Regions from separate parts of the Mus musculus genome. Here region 2 is linked to region 1. A link is a contact called in ENCODE Hi-C or POLR2A ChIA-PET data. All regions are on one chromosome and are shown on one strand. The core of a region is the stretch at or near the end of the contact, and the rest is flanking DNA. Distances in the headings are between cores, read along the strand shown.

Region 1 (5,300 bases), core at 2,011-4,510:
CATACGCCTAAAGCTCAGGGAAAACTCTGTTAGAAGAGGAAGGACAAGGACAGCTACTGCCAGACAGAGAACTCAGACATGATGGAAAAACCTCACTCATGAAACGTCAACAACACAGTCACCTAACAAGATCAACGTAATGACAATACTAGCTGATATGACAATGTGAATGTGCATCTTTCACAAGGTCCCATCCCTCCACGAAGAGCTACAGTCAATCAGTGGCTTTGAGAGAAGAGTTTCCTCCCGGGACTGGATCCTTGACACAAGTTACTTTATCCCAAGTGGTCATCCTAAACATACCAGTAACAGTAAGTGAAAGTAGTAAGGTTTTTCTTAGTTGTGTGTGTGTGTGTGTGTGTGTGTGTGTGTGTGTGTGTGTGATATATGAAGAGATTAACTTGACAAATTGTGGGAAAAGGACAGGAGATGTTAAATCAGAAAGGGAGGAGTAGCAATAATATCAATGCAGTCATACTATAGCTATGAATAAAAGGTAAAAAATAAGTTTACAGAAATATTATTGTGCACGTATAACAGATATAAACAACTCAATTTTATTCTCATAGACTCAGTGAGAAAAGTCATGACCTTTAAAAAAAAGCTTTTCACATCACTTGATCCCTTTAGTGACCTTGGGAATGTGTAGAGGAAAGTTTATTTTGCAAGTGGAAAAACTAAAGTCATGGTAAAGAAAGACACTTTGCACAGGGTGATTCATAAAGTCAACCTCAGAGAGAAGAGTGACATTTACAACCTCAAACTCCAACATTCAGAAGGAATACAAACCACATTTGCTTTTTACCCTTTACCTCCCATGCCTACCTCATCCACCTCACTAAGGAACAAATTGAGGGACAGATTAAATAGAAGCAAAGATAATAAAGAAAAGGGTCTGAATTTCAGATAAGGCTCAGGGTTTCTAGATTGCCTGGAATTGAGAAAGGAGCAGTAAGTTTGCACCCTGATTTATCCTGCTTCAGGGAAAGGAGGAAGATTTGTTTATTATGGGGGCTCTTCTGTAATACAAGAAAGACATACTAGATGAATTTTCCCCTTTAATTCTATGATCCCAAATCCAAGCTATCTGAAATTAATTGAATTAATCAATTTAGGTGGAAAACCATCTGCTCAGTGCTGGTCTTTCATTCTTACTGGCCATGAAAACAAAGAAGAAAGGTCAAGGCCTGAAGGACTGAAGTGGCAGCTAACAAGGTGCATCTGGAGAAGACCGAGTAACAGGGTAAGCACACGCAAACTGTTGCTATTTCAGAGCAAGGGTGGAAAGGACCACACTTCCCTTTGGGCCTTCTTAACTCTCCTTGATATTCAACTGCATTCTATGCTTAGTCAATTGTTTTTGTTTTTATTTTTTTCCCCAAAGACTCTTAGTCATTTAAAGTTTTCATTTTAAAAGAACCCCCCTATTTAAGCCCCAGTACCACCACCAAGCCATTCAAATTATGCCCTGCAACTTCCCGAGTCTCTTTCAGGCCTGCCTACTGAGTTCAGTCTAGTTTGGCTGCCTGCCAGATTCTTCCATTCTTTTCTTGTCAGTCTTAAAAACTTGGGAAATGCTCCTGGACAGCTCAAGGAGAGTTTAATTATGCAGTGAAGCAGTACCTTAGTCTCACCGTTGTTTCTAGAAAAGCTTGCAGACACCAGCGTCCAAACTCTCCCATTCGGTGGGTTTTCTAGCAATTTCTAGCTATTTGATTATGAGGAAGAAGGAGGGAAAGGCTGGCAGAGCAACCAGGCAATTTGCAAAACTGAAAAAAAAAATCCAATTCCTTTCAGGATTTTCCACCTCTCATCGTTTACTCTGTTTTCTAATTCGTACTCTTTTACGACCTGTTCAGCCATATGGACTACATAAAATCATAGGTATCCTGGCCTCTGCAAGCCCTAGAATTAATAGAATTGACAGAGTCTAGAAAGTTTTCATTCTTAAATGTTGGTGCAGCATTTTTAAAAGCAGACAGAATACACAGTTATTAAATCTTCCTAATTGATATTATGTTGTCAAACAGACTGAAATATCGCACGTAAATGTCTATTAACAAAGACAAGCTCCATCAAGAAAAACTAAGACGCTGTGTGTGTGTGTGTGCGTGTGCGTGTGTGTGTGTGTGTGTGTGTGTGTGTCGGGGTGAGGTAGGGGTGTTCCTTGACTGCCAGCCCACACTTGAGAGTTTCCCCAACAGCAGCTGTATCTCCCTCACTCTACCTTGGCACGCTATTTCTAGCTGCAGCGTTCAGCTTCCTGTTCAAGTCCCATTCTACATTGTAAACACATTCCAAGAAAACTAGACTGCCCAGAGTTCCCTCCTGCAAACAGGGAAATCAGCCCAGCAGCCCCAGGATAGAGAGCCAGTTGGGCCACCACCAGGAGGTGGACCAGAGCAAGCAAGCTTGGCAAGCTGAGTCCCACTAACATAACGCCCGCAGAAGCGGGGATCTGACCGGCCTAGCCAAAGGGCAGCCGCATGGACACCGCCCGAGAGTGGGGGCCCTACCCACGTAGGGCTTTAAAGTATCTGCGGCCCAGTCACAAGCTCCTTGCCGCCTCCCCTGCCGCTGCCCACATTTTTACAGCGACCCAAACAAAGCGAGACCAAGCTGGAGGAAGTTGGCTCTCGGGTCGCCTAGTTGACCCAGCGATGCCTCCTTTTGCTGAGCAGCCTCTGTTCCATGCACCCGCAGCGGGCGGGATGGTCCAGCGTCCCCCCACCGCTTGCTCCCGACGCCTGCTAGCCCCCACCTCGCCCAGAAGTTCCTCCTTGGGTCGAGGGGAGGATGCGGCGGGAAGGCACAGGGCTGGCGTCCCTGGGTGGCCCCATCTTCCTCCCTCACTGCCCCCGCCTGCAGCAACAGGTCCCTCTTTCAGTGCCCACAGACTCCCTGTGCCCTCGGGGTCGGAATCTGCGCAACCTATAAGCGGTCGCAGCCCGGTGCCCTCCTCACCCTCCTGCTAACTGCGCTTTCCTCTCGGGGTCTGTTCCTGGTTCCGCGCCACCTGGCCATAGCTGGCCGGACCAGAGACGCTCCCGCTTCCTACCCTGGCTTGTAGAGGGATGCGGTCGCAGGGCTGGGGCAGGCACAGGAGCTCCGGGAACCGTGGCCCACGATCGCGTGTTCGTATCCCACAGGAAAACTTTGTGCAGGTTCGAAAGGCACTGGGCTCCGGACCCTAGGGCTCTGGTCCTCTCCCTCCTTCTAATCCGCTGAAGCCCAAACTGGTGCTGGCGACGGCAGGGGCTGGGTCGGGACTCCCGGTTGCTGAGGGCTAGGATCGCCGGGCTCCCCCTCTCGGCCAGAAGAAAACTCCGGCTCTGTGTGCGCACTAGGGACGCTGGTGGGGTTTTCTGCAGTAATGCAGAACTGTCCTGCTTTTAAAGGCAGACCTGGAGAGGTTAGGGAGTAAGACAGAAAGAAACCGGTTTCCAGAAGAAGCTGTCCATTCTTATTTCAGACGGAGAGAAAACACCGGCCCCGCCCCACTTCCACAGCTCCAGGTTTCCTTTTAAACCTCCTCCCACAGATGCTGTTTGGTAAGAATTTAAAACACCTCTGAGGTTTAACAAAAAAGAAAGTGACACAGAAAGGGCATAAATATAAGTGAGGAGGGCTCTCCACAGCCTCGTGAAACGCAGCTGCAGGGACTAGACTTTTTCTTTTCTTTTTTCTTTTCTTCTCTTCTCTTCTCTTCTCTTCTCTTCTCTTCTCTTCTCTTCTCTTCTCTTCTTTCTTTCTTTCTTTCTTCCTTCCTTTCTTTCTTTCTTTCTTTCTTTCTTTCTTTCTTTCTCTTTTAAACTCTGTCTGAATCTTTGCACGTTACCCCTCCCCCCCGTGGGGCGGTGAAAGGTAGCTGGTCCCTGGTTGAGCTAAGGCTAAATGCCCAGGAGACCATGAAGGGACAGTAGGAGTTTTTGCCTGCTCCTGGACACCAGGCCTCTGTCACTAGCTGTAGCCCCACCTCCATCCTCCATAGATTTGTGGTCATCAGTTACATAAGCGCAACTCCCCAAGCCCCTCCACAGGTAGAGGATATGACCTGTGGTCACATAGGCTCAAATCTAATCTCTATTTTAATGAGGTACTCTCCCTGTAAAAGGTATTTAATCTCAGGCCCACCCTGAGAAGGGGGGTATGGTTTTACACATCCACTTTCTGCCATGACAATAAATGCCTTAAAACCAAGGACTGCCTCTTTTCTTCAGGATCTGCCGCAGGGAGACACGGAGATGACCTTTGTCTACAGAGCCACTGTGTAATCTTCCATAGAAGGCCTCTCTGTGCTCCCAGCCAGGACCCAAGCCCAAGCTAAACTCAAGCCAAGGACTCTCCCCTGAGACCAGCCAGAGCTCCTCCCTTCTTTCCCCCACCCTGGCCCTGGGCTAGATCCAACCCTCGGGCCCCCACTCTGCTTTCAGCTCTTCCTCAGCTTCCAGCCGCACCTGGATGTCCAAGAGCCTGAGAACCAGAAGACCAGGTCTTATCACAGGCCTGGGGAGCTCCAAGCCAGCTCTGGCTGTCCTGCACCTCAGGCTGTGCTTCCCCACCCCCGGAGCAGAGTCCCGTGGCTTCCCTGCAGCCCAACACCCACCCAGGGACAGTGTGGGGTAAGTCCTGTCAAGATTCCCAAGCGCCGGTGCCCTGTAGTGGAGTGGACTTGGGACCCACAACCCTACATCCCCCTACTCCAACACCCTCCCTCCAAAATAATAGGACAACTTTCTCGACAGCCACATTCTACTTATTAGCAATCTTTCTGTGCTTACCTCAGAATTCAGAACAGAAATGGTGTGGAGTTGAGAGGAAAACAGCAAACCATTCCTTTTTTTCTGTAGACCAGGCTGGCCTCGAACTTGAACTCAGAAATTCGCCTCTCTCTGTCTCCCAAGTGCTGGGATTAAAGGCATGCGCCACCACACCCAGCCACAGCAAACTATTCTTAAATGAGCCTGGTAAACTTCTGACTGGGAAAAGAAGAAGAACACATCCTCATAAGAGAGAATCTTGGAGCGTGAGAGGACCGCTGAGAACCTTTCTGGGAAGATAATCCTTAAAATTTAGCTGTCCCAATTTTAGTTCGGATGTAAAAATAAAGGGGAAAGATATAAAGCGGTTTACACGGCTAACATGCGTAAATATCGATGTGCTTTGGAACATGATGTAGTCCAAGCCAGGGCAGAGGCAGCAGAGGGACCGAAATCCATTTCAGACCCCTTTCTTACTCTTTCTCTTTTCCAGGACACTCTTGTTACCTATCCAATTACAATAGGAGAAAAGACTTAGGT
Region 2 (5,300 bases), core at 1,717-4,216, 33 kb before region 1:
TAATGGCAATTTCCTTTTGAGTATGGTTTTAAACATGATGTATAAACAATACTTCCTTAAGAACAACTCCTCTGGCTTTGGGTAGGAGAGAAGATAATTATGAGCTGATTCATGACCTTTGATGTAAAGCATAGCTATCTGTGGCAGAAAATATTACATAAATGCACCATCCCACACTAGTACCAGATACTCTCAGGCCCCGATGGTCTCTGTGGTCTCACCACCTCCACGGTCAGCCCCAGGTGGCAGTCTTCTCAGCTCAGGTTCACTGGTCTCAGAGCTGCTTGTCCCTTCATAGTCATCTAACCCCTGTGGCTAATGGTCACAAATCCCTGTAACCCAGAAATCAAAACTCTGAAGCTTATCATTGTCGGTCAGTTTTATATATCAATAAATTCTCAGTTCACAAGATGCCCACACAATAAATTCAGAGCCAAGTGATAATGATACAAGCTGCCCACCTAGATTAGATAACTTACCCCAATCATTCTATCACTTTATGATATTCATAGCTACCTGTGGCTATAAAAGCCACGTGGATGAGGTTCCTCCTCTTCTCTATCCATCTTTTCTCATCCTCCTCCTTTTTCTCCTCTCTTCCCGTCCCTGTCTCTGAAACTCTTAACTCTGCCTTCCTTTTCCCTGTCTAATCACAGGTTTCTTGTTGTATTAATATATAAATTAATTAGGGGAAAATTGTGCTAAATCTATCTATGATTTCGTTTTTTAAAACTGAATAAAACAAGGCATAATATATATGCTATACTACAAAAGACAGGGGAATATTAAATATTTTAATATCCATCCTGTCTACTCGTTTTCACCATGAGTAAATCAACAAAGGCCTCTCACAGAATGCCCTAGGAGGAGCTCACTAAAGATAAGTTTGGTGAAGAAAAGACATTATTAGAGCTGCCAATTTCTCTATTTTCTGAACTCTGCATGACATTTGCTTGCTCATTGTGCATCGCAATCAGAACAATGGTGCAGCTTCTGTTACATTTTCTCGTACTGCTTGAAGCTAGTGCAATCAAAGAAAAAGAAAAACAGAACAAGGGGAAAGGCCATTTATGTTTTACTTGTGCAAACTGAGGAATTAACTTGATAGAGACTCTATTAGGAAATAATATGTTCGCTCATTGTAATAGCAATCAGGTAACATAAGGACAACAAAGAAAACTCTAGAACTGTATTAGAAAAGAAGATTCCTGCATGCCCATTCCCAGTTCCATATGGCAGAAATCTCAGTCCCTCTTTATACCTGCCTACCTATTGTCATTATCTTAAATAGAAAAAGTGTGAAGAAGGCTGAGAGAGAAAACTGGTAGACTTAGTAATATCAGACTCATGAAACTTACACTAGCCTAACTCCAGGAACTTAACTCTACACACCCTAGAGGGAGCCTGACTTTTTCATCCAGTAACATGGTTTTTCCCACTGAAAGAAATCTGTCCAATTTACAAAATTATGACTACAAACCCTGAAATTGATGTCCATATTTCTAGAAAAAAAGTGTTTAGCACAGGGACCTTATTCCATACACCACCCATTCAGGACCAGACTTAGTATAATGAACTTTAAAGTTTGCACAATGAGCATAAAGGAAATTTACAGAACAAATATGGCTGGGAGAATGGCTAGGTAGTGAACGGCTTTCTTTCTTTCCTCCCAAGTAGATTCAATCTCCAGCAGAAAAAGGCAGAGGTGGAAGGAGGCAATTAAATGCCAAATAAAACAAATTGAAATAATTTCTCCTAAAGATAATAACAACCCAGGAGAATCATTAATGTTTTTAGATAATTAATAAACTAGATGTGCTTCTCCTAACTCTGTAATTCTGCTCATCCTCTATTAGCAATGGTAAAGTTTCCTCCATGCCCACTTGATGCTGACCACAGATTCTCTGACTGAGGGTCCTCTGTTTGTACATTGACCACTCATCGTCTGGATGCAGAGTCTCACATGGAAATAACAGGAACAGTAGGAAGCCCCTGCAGAAAATAAACTCTATTAGTACAGCAAACACTACAGATTAAGTATTCACAATCACATAGAATTGCTCATATTCCATTTTTTCACTTCCAAAATTGGTATTTCAGGTGATTCACAGGACAACAAAGGACTAAATCCATAATAAATGTCCCTGCAACTAAACATCTTATTAGCCATATTCCAAGACTGTCCACAGCAAGTGTGATACCACTTTGTAACATGGAGCTTATGACAGGCAACGGAACAGAGACACAAAGATCCCACAACATCCTAACTGTGAATTCACACCGAATCACATGAATAAAACCCAAGATTTGGGTCAGAACCTGGGGAACATTAAAGTCTGAAATGGAAAGCTCATAGTGAGTCACTATGCTGCCTTAGTCCTGTCACCAAAATTTCAGCATGCAAGTAGTGTCAAAGACACTTGTTAAAGAAATCAGAAAAACAAACACACTTCTCTTCCTTGCAAGAAATAGTTATTACATGTCACAAAACAATAGCCCAAATGGATAGGCACCAGCAGAGCAGAGCCTGCTTCATCTGTTTTTTAATTCAAACATTCCAGTCCAAAATGAGGGAAATGTCTGTGAAACAAAGAGGTCTTTATTGACACAGGAAAGGCATCTCTCTGTGGGTCCCTGAGGAATCCTTCAATTGCGTTGTGTACAGTAGGCATCTTGTTCTCATGTGAGCACTTGTAAAACACAGCACCCTCTGATAAAAATGCTCTCAGCACAAAATGTAAACTTATTTATCTGGAATCTGACACCAGCCTATTTGCTAAATGGCCCTACAATAAAATAGCTCTCTGGCCATATGGTTCATAAACCTGACACATAACACCACACAGAGAAGTTGGAGCCATCAGTTGACTTCCACTGGCATCTTGCTTTGTTTTCTCTGGCTTTCCAGATAAGCCTCTCCACCGCAGACCAAAGCTGCCCCCAGGCAGATTGCTGATCTGCTGAGTCTGCAGCCAGGCCAGGAGAGCTGTGCTGAGTCACACCGTGGCCACTGTCTGTTCAGTCATCAGCACAAACCACAGTGTCAGCCCTAATAGCTGAGGTTGGTTTTGTAAGCTAAAGCCAGCCATAGGAAAGGGAATATAGTCCAGAAGGCCACTAACATCTGGCTTTTTTGCAATAATTACAAACTCTGCTGCAGAAAGAGAAGAAATAAAACTGCATTTAGTGATCACATCATTTGTATTCCTAAAGGTATCTAAAACCACCAAAGACTTTAGACTCAGAAGAACAACACTTAGCTAATACTGAGGCTCAGTTAAGGTACTACCATCTATAAAAATCATAAATAACTATGCTAAGTTTCCTTTATTGATGGGATTTTGCACAGCAGGTCAGTGAACCTTAGCAACCAGATGTCTTAATTATTTCACTAATTCCAAAGCAAACGATTTTAATCATTTATATGTCATGTTTTTCATCTATAAAACAAAGATAATTTGACTTACTTTTTCAGGATTTTGGTGAAATTTTAAATGAGCCTTCAGTAATGGATATGTGAAATAATAAAACACTCTTGTCATAAACACCCGACTAGATTCTTAAAGGTCATTTAGATTTTAAAGTTGATCATCTGCAATTATGATAGCACTCAACAAGGCAACAGAGGCACAGAAAGCCACAAACAAGTCCTGAGCTCACCCGGAACACTGCCTTGAGGATTCCACAAACCTAAGTAATGAGCTAACAGATACTTAGCAAAGACGCTTAGCAGGCTTGTTCATCATTGAAATTAGTCAGTGTGTGTAAATCCAATACACTAGGAAGCAACTAAGAAAGCCACAAGCAATCCTTCTGGAAGTGTGCTGAGGGCACTGATTTCCTTGGTGTTACCTTGTTCTGTCAGCTGGAGGAGCACACCAAATAACAACAATGAAAGGAGTGAGCAACGAAACATTTCTCTAGACAGGCAGAATGCAAGGATCCATGGGAAATACAACCTGAAACACAATTACGGTACAGAGCTAAGCTCAGGATATAAATACAAACCTAAAATTCATCTTTGCCATAAAATGGATGTCTGTTTGGAAAGTGTGGGGTTTCCTAATGGTTCCTGACAGTAGACACTTCTCTATGGAAAGTTATCTATAGAATATTTATAGATTTATAGAAAAATATCTCAAAGATAGACAAGGTAAAAATCTAAAAATCTTTGAGATGTTTTTGCTATGCTGGCAGGATAGCTAATATGATATACTCCACATTCTGAAATAATTCGGTACAGATACAGATACTGGTCACGCGTTCATCATGAACATCCAACATGAGACAACATACAGTGTGAACTAGCCCCAAATCTGACCTTACACTACATCTTCAAGGTGGTTTCATTGATTTTTAAGATGCATCATGTTTTAAATTAGGAATTGAGGTAAGAATGGAGACAACCCATGGGTCACAGAATTCAGTCCTTCTCTTGGGTCACATACTACAAACGCATCAGCCAGCTCTCTCTTCACAGAAATCTTTGGTTTAGTTATTTGAAAAAGAGACATAGGGATGCGAGTGATTCACTGGGCCAGAGTATAAACTGTGAGTTTCAGACGTTCAGGGATCTCTGTCCCCAAAAGGGGCAATTCCTCTACTGTTCCAGTTGTACTACTTGTCAATGTTGTGGCTATGACATGACACTTATGTTTCTTCTATGTCAATGCTCTCTGCTGCAAGAGCCCACCTGCAGAGTTTCCTTAGAGATCATAAGGCATGATACTAAGTAATTTTCAGGAGTTGGGTATCAATAGTAGGCTTCTTCAACTCAGGATAGAGGCCTACCATTAATCCAGACTGAAGAACAAAATACTTCAATCTTCATGACTCCTTTGGCTATACCAGTCAAAACCCTTAATTCCTACACAGCACTATCAATGAGCTGACAGGGACTTTGGCTCTCCCACTCTCCCAGAAGGTATATTGGAAATACAGGTCCTTCTAATGTCAAAGTGTCTTTTCAGTTGATTTCAATTGCCCTTCGGTTTTTACAGTAGACTGGAACAAAAAGTCTTTGCATAATAGTATACAGTATCACCTCATGTTGTGTTCACTGCAATTGCCTTTGGTCTTAAAATTAAATAAAAGCAAGGTTGCTGCTGAGATATCTAATGCTTTTGTGCAAATGTAGAAGCAGCAGGTTGAAAGGGTAAGCTTCTCTAATTTAGGGGTTTGCAATTTGGCCATAGGCCTCTGATTCCACAATGACTGATATAAATTGTCAGCTGATGATGTGTCAACAGCAAACAACAATGGAGAAATTGTAGACAAGTTTTAACAATGGAGATATGACT

What was found. A loop is a pair of places that touch in the nucleus more often than their neighbours do. ChIA-PET counts read pairs that join two places held with the same protein, here RNA polymerase II (POLR2A).
Region 2: a map of heart shows a loop between it and region 1 (1.8-fold over the local background). The contact joins the enhancer-like site here to the promoter of Gulp1 in region 1. A Hi-C loop is called at or near these places in 1 of 37 maps with a recorded cell type or tissue (heart). POLR2A ChIA-PET finds 5 or more read pairs at or near these places in 1 of 5 experiments (Patski).

What each region holds. Positions count from the first base shown.
Region 1 is chr1:44,549,631-44,554,930 of GRCm38, reverse strand. Gulp1 (GULP, engulfment adaptor PTB domain containing 1) reads right to left here and starts at 3,260. Exons shown (of 11, transcript NM_028450.3): 1 at 3,059-3,260. It overlaps Gm39635 (a long non-coding RNA gene), which reads left to right and starts at 3,474. Exons shown (of 3, transcript XR_865406.1): 1 at 3,474-3,551; 2 at 4,221-4,622.
Region 2 is chr1:44,582,650-44,587,949 of GRCm38, reverse strand. The region is part of intron 1 of Gulp1 (GULP, engulfment adaptor PTB domain containing 1); the gene reads right to left. Among named protein-coding and RNA genes, the nearest start is that of Gulp1, 34 kb to the right of the region's middle. Within about 2 kb of position 2,966, at least 1 of the 3 ENCODE cell types and tissues checked has a DNase peak (open chromatin) inside an H3K27ac peak, as active enhancers do.